Linked DNA regions of Homo sapiens: region 1 is linked to region 2. Evidence: read pairs that join two places in POLR2A ChIA-PET (ENCODE). Cell type or tissue: B cell. All regions are shown on one strand.

Evidence for each region. Peaks named below come from ENCODE experiments on the same cell type or tissue, not always from the same donor. Only the 100,000 strongest peaks of a DNase experiment are listed, where the experiment ranks them.
Region 1: POLR2A ChIA-PET joins it to region 2 with 6 read pairs; 2 of 35 experiments call an interaction of 5 or more read pairs at or near these places.

The regions. Positions count from the first base shown.
Region 1 is chr15:56,891,556-56,894,055 of GRCh38, forward strand. The region is part of intron 2 of TCF12-DT (TCF12 divergent transcript); the gene reads right to left. Among named protein-coding and RNA genes, the nearest start is that of LINC03065, 5.7 kb to the left of the region's middle. RefSeq lists an enhancer at 296-855. In B cell, no CTCF peak of the experiment used is centred here; no DNase peak of the experiment used is centred here.
Region 2 is chr15:56,983,749-56,986,248 of GRCh38, forward strand. The region is part of intron 3 of TCF12 (transcription factor 12); the gene reads left to right. Among named protein-coding and RNA genes, the nearest start is that of TCF12, 66 kb to the left of the region's middle. In B cell, no CTCF peak of the experiment used is centred here; no DNase peak of the experiment used is centred here; H3K27ac peaks cover 818 bases.

The DNA.
Region 1 (2,500 bases), 92 kb before region 2:
TTTTTGAGACAAAGTCTTGTTCTTGTTGCCCAGGCTGGAGTGCAGTGGTGCTATCTCAGTTCATGCAATGTCCACCTCTCGGGTTCAAGCAATTCTCCCACCTCAGCCTCCTGAGTAGCTGGGATTTCAGGTGTGTGCCACCACACCTGGCTAATTTTTGCATTTTTAGTAGAGACAGGGTTTCACCATGTTGGCCAGGCTGGTCTTGAACTCCTGACCTCGGGTGATCCGCCTGCCTCGGCCTCCCAAAGTGCTAGGATTAGAGGCATGAGCCACTGTGCCTCGCCCAGTTTTCTTTAATTCTTAGTAAACTTCTAGTCTATTTGCATCTGGCCAATTCCATAGGGGGAGAATTCCAAAGCCAGAGGGTTTTTTTTAAGCTTCAGTCTTTGAATCTAGATTTTCATCTGAGCATTTTTGTCTTTTAGTAATAGGCCTTGGTATTCTAACTTAGAGGCCTCTATTTTGGTTTCTGCCTGATAACAATTTGAAACAATAGCCACTGGGTTTGCAAGGGGAGGGAGTGATGATGGTGTGTGAGCTGGTGGTGGAGGGAGTAGAGTGGAATAACTATTACCTTTCTCAGCAGGCAGGAATTGCTTGAAAGAGGCCTGAGTGTATTAAGACTTCTCCCTAGTGCCAATGTTATCCATTCTTGCCTTCATTAACATTAACATCCTCTTGGGGCTTTTTCAACCCTTTATGGCTCCAGATTATTGATGTTTCTGTCATCTTTTATTGCAGCCTATAAGCAAAAATGTTCACTTGTAACAAAGTGGTATCTTTTCCTCTCTGCCTTAGATAAATCAATCTTAGTCCTAAGTTTGAGCCTTTCTTAAAGGACATTACTAAAAACTAACAAGTAATAGTTGATATATTTTAGTATCCGACCTTTTAACAACAGGCCCTTTTACATTTTATCCTTGATAGGCACATGTTCTGAATCCCACTATACAACAGGTGCCAGTTTAACCTACTGCTTTGGTATCGAAGTCCCAGCCTGATACCAATGAGGCCTCATCTGAATCAGCTACTTCAACATTTCTGGATCTTTCTGTTACTAATCCCCATTCCTGGTATCAATTTATGAATTGTTAGAGCTATTTTAGTGAAAAACTAGTTATATATTTAGCTTAAGGCATAGTTTGATCCAAGGGCTTAAGCAATGTCATTAGAATTCTATTTCTTTTCATCTCTTGACTCTGTCTTGTGTGCTGGCTTCATTTTTAGGCTCCATGTGGTGGCTGCTGACAGCTCCAGTTTACATAATCCTTACTGTTAGCAATCTCAGTGGAAGAGTGCATGCTTCCTTCCCACAGGTGCCAGCAATAGTCTTCTTACATTTCACTGGCTCTGATTGGGATATGTGGCTAGAGGAATCCAGTAGCTCAGGTCTGATTCATGTCATTAATGTTTTTGAAAATGAAGTTCACTCCACCCAAAAGACATTGACTGAAGTAACAGAAGAGGAAAATCAGGGGATGGTTACCAGAAGAAGGGTGAATGTTAGTAAGAGGCAAACAAACGGAGTATCTCATTAGATGACAATGTGTAGTGTTTCCTAATTGCTTCACATGTGTTGGTTTTATCTCCTTCACTGGGCTGACTGTAAGTGTCTCAAGAGCAAGATCATGTATTATATGTCTTAACAGTGCCACCTCAGCAGGCGGTCCTTAGATACTGGCTGATTTATGGCCTCTTCTTTTATTACTAAAGATGGCACACTCTAAGAAGGTAACAAGAGCTTAATAAAGGGATAATTTATAGAGGGATGGGAATGGTTAAGGGAACCAACAAGGAATGGTAAAGTACTTAAGGACTGGCAACAATGGGAGACCTTAAGCTTGAAGGAACAGGGGAGGGGAGCTATTAGTGGAACCCTGTAAGAGCTGTAGCTTGGAAAGGGATGCCTGACAAAGGCTGTTACTATAAATAAAGAAATACAGTCACTGCCAAAATGTGGCCCAGCAAAGGACCGGGGAATAAACACTTGTCCTCTTTTCCTCCCATCCTCCAAACTTCTGTTGGTACCTCCCATTGACCAAACCAGAAACCAGAGGGCTTGTGTGGCACAGTCTGTAGAGTTCAGCTGCCAGTAAAAAGCAAGACAAATAGGGTAAAAAATGGATCTGTAGGTGCAAATGGAAAATTGCCAGGACACCCCTCTTATATTCCTTGAGCAACCCTAAGTACAAGCAATTCCTATTCTGTAAGTATTAACCATATAGACTGGATTTATCTGGAAAATATAACTTTACCCTTTTCAACAGACTTGTTAAATATATAGCCAATGTGGTTTGATTTTAATAGCATTTTAAGACTTTAACATTCATGAATTCATAAAAAGTCTTTTGTTAGCCCATGTAGTTGAAAAGGTGTCGTCATTGTATTGATATGGAACTCCTCAAGAATATTGTACCTGGCAATCCATCAGAAAGTCCTGGCACAGCACTCGTCAGAGTGACAAATTTGATAAATATTTGATGATTTGAAGAATGAT
Region 2 (2,500 bases):
CCAGTGCTTTGGGAGGCCAAGGCAGGAGGATCAGTTGAGCCCAGGATTCAAGATCAGCCTGGGAAGCAAAATGAGACTCCGTTTCTACAAAAATAAAAATGAAATCAGCCGGGTAGGGTGGCACATGCCTGTCATCCCAGTTACTTGGGAGGCTGAGGTGAGAGGATCACTTGAGCCCAGGAGGTCAAGGCTGCAGTAAACTATGATTGTGCCACTGCAATTCAGCCTAGGCAACTGAGTGAGACCCTGTCTCAAAAAAAAAAAAAAAGAAGAAGAAGAATTTTGGATCAAGGATTATTGACCTCTTTTTGTTTAGTGTTTCTTAGGATATGTAGAACCTATTCTTGTGAAGAGAGAAAGATACGTTGTTCTTCTGTTTTCACCTTTATGAACCATATATGTTTCTGGTTGAAATTATGTGTATAAACACGTGAACACATTTATACATTATACATATATGTGCATACAACTATATACAAATTTAGGAAAAGCATGTGCATGGTGTGTGTGTGTGTGTGTGTGTGTGTGTGTGTGTGTGTGTGTGTGAAGGGTGGAGAGGGAGAGAAAGGTGGATGGTTGGGACAAGGGGAGTGGTTAACCGGGCCTGTTAGCATTGTTTCATCCTTGTGCTAGCTCAGGTTTGGTACCTAACATGGTGTGAAATAAGACCTTAATTGCACTTTCACAGCTGTGTTTAGCACGTAAGCTGATCATGAACAAATTCTCTTGTCAGAGATAAAAGCTTGAAATTCCAAGACTATGTAAAATCACAGACAATTAGAGTGTTCTGTGTACCGTACAAAATAATGGTAAAAAAAATTCAAACGGTCATAGCACAGTATAGTTTAAACTGCTGTTTTACTAATTCTTCTGGAGTGAGAAACATTTTCTGTAGTAGTTAAGCACCCAAAGAAGCCATTTTACCTTGCCTGTTAAAAAATGTGTGCAAGGTCTGTGGTTCAAGATTGAGAATGAAGGATGTGTGAGCCAATTGAATAGGTAATAGGAGTTCAGGTAAGCAGTTTAGGTAATGGTTTAAATTGGAGAAAGGCCAGACCATAGGGATTAACACCCTACCATTATGAAAAGTCCCATAAGATCTCAGATGACCTCAAGAGGCTTGTACTTTTGTTTGTTAAGAACCTTTGTAAGATTGTGCTAAGACACCGTGAAAAATACTGAGGCTGTAATGTTGCTTAACCATCTAAGTACCAGTAAATGTGGTAGAAATTATCTTTCTACTCAATTATAGCAACTAAAAGTCAGGCCCTGAATCAGTCAGAGGAAATGAACTCTTGGGTTGGAATGCACATAATTTCTTTTTATATATCAAAATGTTCAGTATTTCTTTGAGGTCCCAGATCTGAACAAACATTATTTCATGAGAAGATACACTTTTATTTCCTTCCAGTGCTTCTACAATGCTTTTTCTCCAATCCCGTGTTCTTTGCTGACAACAGCAAGTGTGTGTTCTTTGAGAGGTCAATAAATGCTGATTTCTGCAAGAAAACTCTTAGGAAGTGAGCCTAGACATTGTGAAGAGGAAGTACAAAGAATGAGGCAATTAAATGAAGAATATTGCAAAGGATTATTTTAAATTGTGAGTCAGAAGCCAAACTAATTTTGACTACTAAAATTGTGAGTCAGAAGCCAAACTAATTTTGGCTACTAAATTAGTTACTTCCCTCGGGCCTACCAATCTTCATATGTATACCATGGCTTATTTTGACTTAGCTGGTTAATTTATCCAGATACGTAGATGGTAGCAAATTGGCATTATCAAACTCTACTTTTTCATACCAAAGAGCAAAATAAGTGTGCTTATAACCGTAGTTCCTGTCTTTATAAAAATGTATGAATAAATTTGAGCCATGTAAATTAAGGTTACAGAACAGATAGCATTTAGTGAAGAAAAGCTGGTCCTTAGAGTATATCATTATTTACCCCATAGTACCTACCTAATGAAATCTAGTTTTAATGATTCTTTTTAGGACACCAAAGCTCATGAAGCCTATTACAATAACGTGTTTAATTCTGAGTAATTGTTTTTCCTATTTAAATGAAGAACTCAGTGACTAAAAATTTATTTCCTGCAAATTTTCTTAGATGATAGAAGTTATACGTAGTAAAACCAACAGGACCAACTGTGAGGCTGAAGGAATTTCAGTTAAGAGGTTTTAATTTTTATCAATTTAAACTGTGTTTTGAGGAGTGGACAGAAAGGGAAGAGGGATATTTTGAGATCACCCAGCAGTTTTTGATCTTTTGTCAGTTCTTTTGTAATGCTATAGATGACTACAATTTGAAACTTGAAATAAGAAATTTTTTGTATTGGGTGATTCACAAACTGTTGGGTTTTCTGAATGGCTTAAATCCTTTAAAGAAACAGTTTTAAAAAGACATAGCATGAGAACAGGATCATAATTATTCTGTAACCAGCAGTCTGTGTTGGTTACAGAAAGTATGCTTTTGTTTAACATTATAAATAAATTACCTTATA